Linked DNA regions of Homo sapiens: region 2 is linked to region 1. A link is an interaction called in ENCODE POLR2A ChIA-PET data of the cell type or tissue named here. Cell type or tissue: HepG2. All regions are shown on one strand. Links, peaks and the distances in the headings refer to the core of each region. The heading gives the core; the rest is flanking DNA. Region 1 overlaps LOC105370003 (a long non-coding RNA gene). Region 2 overlaps TBX3-AS1 (TBX3 antisense RNA 1).

Region 1 (5,373 bases), core at 324-5,323:
GAGGAAAAAATGTGACTAAAAATTCTACAAAGCAACATTAACATCCAGTGGGGTCTAGAGTCCAGCCTGAAATGTCGGAACAATGGTAGCTTTCATTGACTTATATACTTATGTGAATACTTATGTGAATAGCTATATTTTAAGATTTCTAATTGAAGTAGTATAACATCCCAAAAGTAAAAAAAAATGAACAGATCATAAGTTTACAATTTGATAAATTTTCCAAAAGGAATACAACATAGAACAGACACATAGATTACCCAAAAACCACATTACCAGCCCCCGACAAGTCCCTCTCATCCCCCCTCCTATTATTAACACCTCCTCCCACAAGGTACCCCTTATCCTGACTTCCAAAATCATAGATTGGTTTTTACCTGTTTTCACACTTTATGTAATAGAATCATACACTATGTCATCTTTTGTCTTTGACTTTGTTTAGTCAACACTGTTTGTGATATTCACACGTGCTGTTGTGTGAATTGAAGATTATTCATGGTCATTGCGGTGTATTATTCCAGTGCATGAATCTACCATTGTTTATCTGTTCTACTCTAGATGGGCATCAGGGCAGTTCCCAGATTGGGCTACTATAAATAGTGCTACTATGAATATTCTGTTATATGTTTTTTAATGACCATATGAGCACATACATTTCCATGAGATTTTCCACGTTGGTGTGCAATTGTTGCATCGGAGAAAGACACATGTTCAACTTTAATAGATTCAGCCTGTTCTTTTATAGTGCCAATTTATTCCTGCACAAGAAAAATAGCTATGATGTTTTGAGCACTTACTATGTGTCCAGTATTTCACTGGGCCCATTACATGGGCCAACTTATTATATCCCTACAAACCTGAGAGTAGAATGACGTTAATACCCCCGTTTAAAAGACAAGGTAACTGAGTCCCTGGGAGGTGATATGGTCTGGCCAAGTTCACACAGAGAGTAACTGAAAGAACTGAGATATGACCCAAGGCCCAGCTGACCCCAAACCTCACACTTGCCGTTTTGCCAGTTATGGCAGCTTCTGTTTGGAGTGTGATATGGTTTAGGATAGAGTTTTGAATCATCACATATTGGAATACTCAAAAGAATGAATGGCTGTTTAATATCCATCTCCTCTGGCTGGATTACTTTTCACGCTGCTCACCCCACTTCATCTAGCTACCTTTATTTGCCCCCTCTCCAGATCTCAGAATAGATGCCACTGCCTCTGAGAAGCCTGCCCTGATGTTCCATGGCTAGGTGCTTCCTCTAGCCCCGAACTTCTTGCCATGACCCTTTATGCAAATTATTTTGCTGACCTCTTTAATGACATTTGATCTCATTAGAGTGCATACTCCACAAGGGAAGACTGAGTCTCCTTTGCACAAAGCATAGTACTTGGAAGAGAGCTGGCCTTCAATGAATATTTCTTGAATGAATGAATACTACTTTCTGGAACCCCATAGGCTCACAATCAAGAAAAAAAAAATAAAGAAAGAAGGAAAAGAGCATTTTAACTTGTAGTAGATGTTTAAGACTGGAGTAAAAACCAATAATGCATCAGTCTTCAGCACAGTGGGTCCCCTCAGGACTGCACGTAGGATCCTGTACAGCCTGGCATGTGTTTCCCTGAGGCTTGTAGTTCTGGGGATTTGGTCTGAAACACTCGCGTAGCTTCAGGATAACCACACTGGAACGTCTTTTCCTTCTTTGCCATGTAGACCTGCTCTGATTTCAGAAATGTTATTATGATGCTGAGTGAGAGGAAGATTAGAAGGAACTGAATGTGTCTTCCGTACCTTTGTGTGAACCAAGACCTTACGCATAGACTTAGCTCTAATATCAAGGCCACCTTGTAGGTCCTTTGGCAAGTTCTTTCTTTTATTCATCATTTTTGTCTACCCTTTGACTCCTCTAGCGGCCTGTAAGTCTTTGCAGGCAAGGTCTCTGTCTTGTTCATCATTATATCTGGCACCTGCCTTCATCTGTAGCCTTATCTCATGTCATTCTGCCCCATTCACTAACCTCAAGCCACGCAATTTTTTTTCTGCCTTGGGAGCTATGTATTTAGGCTCATTTCTGTCCCAGGTCTTTTGAGCTGTCTATTCTTTCTGCCTGGATGACTTTTTCTCTTTTCTACATGTGACTCAGCTGTTCTCATTTTCCAGGTTCAGATTATATGTTTCCCCCTTAGAGATGCCTTCCCTGGACACTATTTTTATTTATTCTCCTTTATTATTTTATTGTTTGATAATACAGCTGGGAAATGTTTTGCTTGTTTCTTTACATGTCTAACACCTGCCTCCCTATCTAGAAGTGAGTCCTTATAGAGGCTTAATCATATCTATCTTATTCCCTTATATTTCTTCCAGCTCCTAAAATCAGAAAACTCACTGAATGTCTGTTGAATGAATTGATATATTTCACAGCACTGAGCACAGAATCTAACACATAGTAGACAATCGATCAATGTTTGTTGAATGTATCAGAAATTCTAAGACAATCCCCCAACCCTCCACCCCCTCTCCAAAATAGCTTTCATTCATTCATCCAGTCGGTCAGCAAACATTAACTGAGCAAATACCAGGTACATGTACAGAGTCAACAATGCAGTATTCCTTATCTCAGCAGACAGAGAAGCCATTGAGTTGGTTGCTTCAGCACAAATCCTTGGTTTCATCCTTGATTCCTGTCTTTCTCAATGCACACCCAAACCATCAGCAAATCCTATTGATTCTCCCTTCAAAGTATACACAGAATCCTTCCGCATCCTATCACCTCTACCACGACCCCTCTGGCCCTGAGCGTCATGATCTCTCATCTGGACAATCACAACAGCCTCCTAGATGTTCTCTCTGCTTCTGCTTGTGCCCCGCTATGTTCTGTCCTTCACAAGGCAAGCAAGATGTCTGTTACAGTAATGTAAGCCGTATTATACCCTCACCCTGCTTAATGCCTCCAATGACCTGAGGTCAAATTACAATAAAACCCACACCATAGCTTGCAAAGCCCTATGGGATCCGTCCTTTGCTCACCTCCCTGACCCCATTACCTCACACCTTGCCCCTGCTTTCTCTGCTCCAGCCACACTGAACAACTTGCTCCTCCTCAGATACCCCAGGCACTTCTCACCTTTGCATTTTCTCTTCACTCTCTCCAGAATGCTTTCCCCTGAGAACTACATGGTTCTTTCCTTCACTTCAATCACATCTCTCTTGAAATGTCCAAAAATGGTCCCTGATTTTTGTTACTAAAACAGCCCCCGATCAGGATGCCTTGTCCTTATCCAACTTTATTTTTCATCTTAGCATTTAAAACTGCTTAACAAACTTGCTTGTGTCTCTACAACCTATTGGAAGCATCATGAGAGCAGAGTCTTTAAATGATTTATTCACTGTCACATTCCTCAGCACACAGAAGAGCTTTTTGCATGTAGTGGGCACTCAGTAAGTAGTTGTAAAGAGAGAGAAAAAAGAAAAGAAGGAAGAAAGAAAGGAAGGAGGAAGGGAGGAGAGAAGGAGGAAGGGAGGAGGGAAGGAGAGAGAGAAAGAGAGGGGAGAAAGAAAGGAGGGAGGGGGGGAGTCAGGAAAGAAGGAGGAATGGAAGGGAGGAAGGAAGGGAGAGGAAGGAGGGAGACAGGAAACAGGGAGGGAGGAAAGAGGGAGAAAGGAAAGAGGAAGGAAGAAAGGAAAAAAGGAAGAAATGAAAGTGGAGAGTAAAGAAGGAAGGAAAGAGGGAGGAAAAGGGAGGGAAGGAAGGAAGGAAGGAGGGAGAAAGGAAAGAAGGAGGGAGGGAGGAAAAAGAGGAGGAGGGAGGGAGAGAGAGAGGAAGGAAGGAAGGAAGGGAGGGAGGAAGGGAGGGAGGGAGTGGGGAGGGAGGCAGGGAGGAGTGAAGGACTGAAAAATGAGATGAATGAATAAATAGAGAAGTGAATGAATAAATGATTGAGACCCAGTCCCTGCCACCTACAAACTCCCAGGATAAGTCCCAGTTCAGCTCCCTCAGAAGTCCCCTAACCAGTCCAATGTAACCCACTTTGCCTGCACTCATCATTGAGGGAGCCCCTGCCCAGCACTGCCCTTCCTTTCTCCACATTTCCCCCTTTGTCCTCCTCCTCCCTCCCAACCCCACCTCTGCCTCCCATGTTACAGATTAAAAGCAACAGCCAAGCTGGCATTTACTGACTGTCAAACACCTCTCTTAGTTTCCTCAGAACAAACAGACTCAGCCTATGTTTTTGTTTGTTTTCTTCCTTTTTCTAAGCTGCTGAGCTGTCCCTGGAATTGTGCAAGAGGTCACACGGAGGGACTGTCAACAGCTCCCTAACGTAGGTTCCTACCCCAGAAAGGGGGTCCAGGTTTTACAGGCCCAAGCGCTTGGGCAGGAACACACACACACACACAGGCTGCTGTTTGTTTTCTCCGACAGGTCGGGCATTTCCCCCCTGGGAGAGAGGAAGCTTAAAACACAGAAGGCCCCCTTCTCTAATTAGACATGAGAAACAGTTTGGATAAGCAGAGGCATGTCACCCAACTGTACAATCCCTTCCTGGAGAGCAGGAGGGTTGAAGCCTTTCAGGGATATTTTTTTTCCACTTTGTTTTTAAATTTTAAAAGTTTTATAAAGAAACATTTCATATATTTTATATAATATAATGAAAGTCAAAAGTCCCTAATAAAACCTTTAACTCCATATCTCCCAAAAAAACAAGAGTTTGTTGTTCAATCATGCATTCATTGATCCATTCAACAAATATTTATGGAGTGCCTACTACACACCAGACACTGTTCTAGCTTTTTGGGAGTGCAAAAGCAAGTAAAAGCTGACCTTTCCAGAAAGTTTCTCTTTGCAGCCAAAAATTTAAAAATGATCTATTACAAACAGGGGAGAAACTGGTCACTTCTGTGTCATCCCACATAACCCTCGCAGAGTGATTGTACTAGACACACTGTTTGGGGCTTCATTTTCTTTATTTAAACATACATCTTGAGTTCTTTTCCATATCCGTTCATAAACTTCTACCTTGTGCATTTCAGAAGCTGCACAGTGCTCCATTGTTTAGCAGTACCATAACGTATGGAAAGTTTTCTGTAGTTGGATACTTGGGTTATTTCCAAGCTGATTTCTAGAAGTGAGATTGCTTGAAAGAAGGAAAGGGTTGAAAACCTGACAGATATTTGCAAAAGGAGTGAAAGACTTTGAAAAGTGAAGGGTTAACTTGGCATCTACCCTTAGCTTCACATGCTCCGTCCATCTCATCTTAAAAGTAAAGAGGGTTTTTCCTAAGACACCTGGGGAGTTGGAGAATTCACTGACATTTACTGAACATAAAGGTATGTCTAACCTTATGAAATCCTGATTCTCCCTTGTCTTGCTGGATGATA
Region 2 (5,373 bases), core at 237-5,236, 720 kb before region 1:
AAGGCGCCTGATTCCAGTCAGAATAAGGGCATAGGTGTAGAATTAGTAAGACAGGACTTAACATGTCCACGGAGCTGCAAGCGTCACCCAGCCCAGGATGAACCCCTCAGCTGCCACAGGAAAGTTTCCAGGCAGTGGTAGTAAAAACACTTTTTCTCTCTCTCTTTAAAAAACTTCCCAGTCCAGTGCACATGTTGCGCATAAATAAAAGTGGCTAATTGAACACTAGGTGAATCTGAATCAGTCTGAAGCAGAGAAGGAAGTACAGGACCCAGGCTGGAGATGGAGGTGCCCCAATTTGCAGGGGTAGAGAAGGAGTGGATTGCTTCCCACTTGGAAACCTCTGCTCTTCGCTTCTGGAGAGGCTCATCGGGAACCCCTGCAGAAGGTGCCCTTGCAGTCTCCACTGGATGGCCCTTAGGGAAGACTTGGCTGGTGGACAGTGTCCTCTGTGTGCCCCAGAGGGCCTGGCCAACTGGTTGGGTTGGGATGAGGCCTCGGTTTTGAGCCTCTGCGGTGGCAATTCCAGATATACCAGGAGGCCGAAACTGCTCCTGGAGGCTGGGGCAGGAGAGGGCCACCTGGAATCTGCCAAATGTGGGAGCTGGCGCAAGAGAAGTTAGGTGCAAGCCAGGAAGTGGGGGAAGAGGGTTCTCAGTGCAAACTAGCATCTCATTTCTAAAGCTCTGCCTGCACTGCATTAACTTCTGTTTACCGGGAAAGGTGTTGAGTGAGTGTGAGTGTGTGTGTATGTGTGTGTGTGTTTTGCGGGAGAGTGGTCTGGAAAGGACCACAGCCAGACAAGTGTGGAGATCTGCAAAGGGTACATGGTTTTAGGAACCTCAGGGCCCCACATCCCTTTTTGCAAAGGCCAATCTGGTGCCTGCCCAGCCCTGGTCCACTCGTTAGAAATTGGAGTGGCTGACCTTACCCCGGAACCAATCTGAATTGTATCTGGAATTGGAAACACAGGACTGTGTTCTAATCTAATCTAATCTCATGGGCATAGGACCTCTTAGAGGACTGCTCAGTCCATTGTATTACTGGCTTCAGTAGTCATTTGAAAGATTCTCTGTCAAGGCGATTAAGACCTCAGCTGAGAGTGGAGCTGTGGGCTACAATATTAGGAAGAATAAATTCATCCAACACTTATTGAGCTCCTATTGTGTACCAAGCAATGCCCTCACCTTTATGATCTTGTCAAAAGTTAAAGAGCTAGGCAGCAAAGAAAAAAGACTACTAACTATAGCCAAATAAAGTTAATAGGCTACACGGTCTGTGCAGGAGTGTCTAAAATTAGGTTTCCTATTTTGTAAGAGATAGGGTTCCTCATCTCTCCAGCTCCGATCACAGTGCTCATAGCTAATGGCTGCTCAATAAATAATAATTCAATACAGGAATGAAAGTCAAGAAAGAAAGGGAGAGAAGGAGACTAAAAGGGGCATTTTCTCTGCATTTGTAAAACAAATAACCACTTCCAAAGTGCATTTTTAAAGAACCAGTATTCAATTTGTTAGCTGCTCTCCCAAACGGATTCTGATATATAAAATAAGATAGTGAAAAGCAGACTTATTCTAAGATGGTAGTGGGAAGAGAGGTTTGGTATAATGGATAGAAAATTCCACTCCATCATTGAACAGATATTTATTGAGAGTCTTCTAGGTGCCAGATAGTCTTCAAAGTATTGGAGACAAGGGAGTGAATAAAAGATGGGTCCCTTCCAGCTTAATGCTTATGGTCCTGAGTTTTGTTCACTCCGGTAAAAATATATTATTATTCCCATTTTGAAGATGAGGAAAATCGAGGCCCACGAAGAGTGGGACAGGAGAGGGCTTAATTTCAAGATCTCTGGACAGAAAGGTCAAACTCAATCAGCCTTAGCTCTTCCACGCGCTGTGGAGAGGTAGGGCTGGGTGATTTTTTTGCTCCTGGGAGCCTTGGAAACCCAGACAGCGTTACTGACCTGGTTGGCGGAGGTCACCGCGGGCGCCAGGCGTGCGCGGGAGCTGGAGCTTAACACCCAGCCGCTGTCCCGCAAAAGACTTTCCCGGATCTGCTCACCCCAGCTCCCAGCTCAAAGGCCCTAACTTCTAAACTCTCCGGTCCGTTTCTTGCACTCAGAGCACACACCTTGCCTACAAGTGGGTAGTACTGCCGCTCTGCACAAACAGAAAACTTTGGGATAGACAACTAGGGAGTCTTGCGCCTTCACATTGTTAAAAATTGACAGTAAAGAGGTTTCCATAACCCCTCCCCCGCCGCCAGGGTTTTATGCTTCTGTACAGACTTCTCCCCACCGCTAGTACCCCAATGCTCACCGTAGTCTCTGGCACATGCAGTGTGTTCATCAAATGTTTGTTGATTGACCAAATAAACTATTTTTTCTTTAATTTTTGTTTTAAAAACAGAACCAAACTAAAAAATGAATTAGTGATCGAATAAGAGGCAGTGGGGTGAGAAGCTCCTTTTGCCGACGCCCTGGGAGGGGGTGGAACCGGCTTAGGTCACCCATTCGTTTTCCAGCAGCCGCTGGGTTACTTCCCACCAGCTTTGCAAAGACGCCTGCGATTTCCTTTGGTCTACAGTTCTGTCCTAGACTTCGTTCGGCTGATCGATGAAGGAGACAAGCTGGCCCACGGGGAGGTCAATACAATCGATGCGGACCTCGACGAAACGGAAGAATCTCGCAGGTTCCTGCGTGCTGGGTTCCACTCAAAATGTTTCAGGATTTAGGGTTTCTGCCTCCTCGCTGTCATTATGGAACTGGACGGAGGATGGCGGTGGGTGGGTAGGAAGAAGCCTCAAGGCCCATTCAGATGAGCCTAGGGGTACACCGGGCCCGGAGAGCGCCCCCACCCCCACTTCCACCCAACTGGTGTAGCCCATACCACCGAGTGGTGAAATCATCAGAGCTCCCTAGTAGATTTCGTTCTTGAACTTCTCGGCCTTGGAATCAGACGCCCGGGTCATTGCGCAGCGGGGCCACACCCCTTAGCTCCGGGTTCCTCACCTGAGAAATGAGTTTCTTATAAAATGCGATTTATTGGCGAGAACATTTGTGAAATACTCAGGAAGATGACAATGTTCTAAGAGTTCTCCCACACATCGGCTCATCAACTACAATAATCTAATGAGGCAGGAGCCTTCTCAGTGATCTCCACTTTCCAGACGAGGAAACAGAGACACGCAGAGAAAGACAGAGGCTTGCCCGAAGTCGCACAGCCAGTGTTTTGGGGAGCTGGAATTTACCCTGGGGCTTGTCTAACTCGAGTCCGACTTTTAACAGCAAAACAGTAGGAGTCCGATACACGCACACAGTGGGTACACAGTAGCGATCTGTTTTCTTTATATCTTCGCCCTTTAGGAAGAGAAATTCCATCTAACCCTTTCCCCGCGCAGATTTGAAAACTGCCTGTATTCTTTGGTCCCTTCCTTCTGGAAGCAAATGCAATTGGTGGGTGGGGAGTGCGAGTCTGACAAAAACCTTCTTAAACTCTGGAAATCCAGATCTTTACCGCCCCCTCTTTTTTCAGTACGAAGGAACGAGGGGAAAGTGCGCGCGCGCGCGCGCGTGTGTGTGAGTGTGTGTGCGTGTGTGTGTGTGTATGCGCACGCATGTGTGTCTAGAATCAATACGGCCCAGACAGCCCTTCACAAAGGGGCTCCAGGCGGGCGCCTCCGCGGCACAGCCTCCGCCCCACCGCCCGCGGCGAATTAATTGGGCCCTGAAAGAAGGGGCGACATAGCTTCCAGTTAATTAGTCAAGAAATGAATCAAGTCCCAGCGGCCTGGCAGAGGCTCTTGGGGCGCGGGTTTTGTGCAAGCCACAATGGTCCGTGGGGCTCTCCCCTTGGGCGGAGTGGGGCGCGGTGGGGAACACAGCTTGGACGCCTAGGCGTCCTGAGCCCGGCACCCTGCGCGCAGAGCAGACCCAGGCGCTCTCGCGAGCTCTAGCGTCCGTCATGTTTCCTCTCTTCTTTTCTTTCTTTTTTCTCTTCTCTTCTCTCCTCTCCTCTTCTCTCCTCTCTCCCCCTTCCTTTCCCTCCTCTCTCTCCATCTCCCTTTCTCTCTCTCTTCCCCTTTCCCCTTCTCCCTCCCTTTCTATCTCCCCCTTCCTTTCTCCCTATCTCCCTCTCTCTCCCTTTCTCTTTCTCTCCTTTTCTCTCTCTCCCTCTCCCCCTTCCCCTCTCCATCTCTCCCTCTCCTGACCTCTCTCCCTCTCTCCCTCTCTCTCTCCTCACTTCTCTCTTTTTTTCCCCAGTTTTCACCATCACCGTCCCCCTTCCCCCTCCCTGGTTCTCTGCTGAACTTTGTCCAGGTTTCCTACCTGCAGGCGCTCCTCCCCTCACCCCAGCAGCGGCCCTCTCCAAACTCTCCTCCCTGAGGTTGCTCTTTCTAAAGCCTCAACCTCAGCCTGGCAGCACCTGGGGCTGGGTGGTTTCGGGATGTCGGGAATCCTTGACTTAGGGGGAAAGGATGGAAATGAGCCCTGGCTTTGGAGCCCAGAGGCCTGAGGTGTGTTGCTGGATAGGTTCTTCACCCTTGGGTCACCTTGGATTCACCCTCTCCAAGGCGGTTAGAACCCTCTGAGATCATTCAGGGCTTTGAAAGGGCTTGGTAATGGCGACCTGTGTCCTCACTCCACGGAGATTTAGAATTAAGGCAGACCTGCAACACAGGAGCAATTATTGAGTACCTGCGGTGTTCTCATCTAACATTTCTTCTCAAGCTCTCCCGCGTCAACTAAGGCACTGAAGATCCGGGTGATCGGGTGTTTTCGTCAGAAGCAGCTCTGTTGGGGGAAGGGAGGGCAGGCACAAATCCTAAACCCAATTTTTTTCAAGGCCTTTTTTTTTGAGACCGAGTCTCACTCTGTTGCCCAGGCTGGAGTGCAGTGGCATGATCTCTGCTCACTGCAACCTCTGCCTCCCAAATGCTAGCAATTCTCCTGCCTCAGCCTCCCGAATAGCTGGGATTACAGCCACGTACCACCATGCCTGGCTGCTAATTTTTTGTATTTTTAGTAGAGACAGGGTTTCACCATGTTAGCCAGGCTGGTCTCGAACTCCTGACCTCAGGTGATCCGCCCGCCTCGGCCTCCCAAAGTGCTGGGATTACAGGCATAAGCCACAGCGCCCGACCATATTTCAAGGCCTTTTTGCTCCACGTGCTGGTTGCCCTACCAGAACTAAACGGACAGAACTCGTTGCTCAGAGAAGTAGAGACACTTTCCTGGAGTCACACAGCAAAGGAGAGGCAAGGCCGAGGGTTCCCCCCTCTAGGTGGACATTGGGTTCCTGTTGCCCGCCGCTTGGCACCGAGAGGGCCTCAGGGAATCACATGTCCGCCTGGCCTGGCCTGGTACCAAATGTT

Evidence for each region. Peaks named below come from ENCODE experiments on the same cell type or tissue, not always from the same donor. Only the 100,000 strongest peaks of a DNase experiment are listed, where the experiment ranks them.
Region 2: POLR2A ChIA-PET joins it to region 1 with 5 read pairs; 2 of 35 experiments call an interaction of 5 or more read pairs at or near these places.

What each region holds. Positions count from the first base shown.
Region 1 is chr12:115,419,426-115,424,798 of GRCh38, forward strand. All of the region lies in intron 2 of LOC105370003 (a long non-coding RNA gene), which reads right to left. Among named protein-coding and RNA genes, the nearest start is that of LINC02463, 460 kb to the right of the region's middle. In HepG2, for the core only: no CTCF peak of the experiment used is centred there; DNase peaks (open chromatin) are centred at 2,039, 2,656 and 4,246; H3K4me3 peaks cover 387 bases.
Region 2 is chr12:114,694,586-114,699,958 of GRCh38, forward strand. All of the region lies in intron 1 of TBX3-AS1 (TBX3 antisense RNA 1), which reads left to right. Among named protein-coding and RNA genes, the nearest start is that of TBX3, 13 kb to the left of the region's middle. RefSeq lists enhancers at 2,350-3,203, 3,204-4,058, 4,059-4,911. In HepG2, for the core only: no CTCF peak of the experiment used is centred there; no DNase peak of the experiment used is centred there.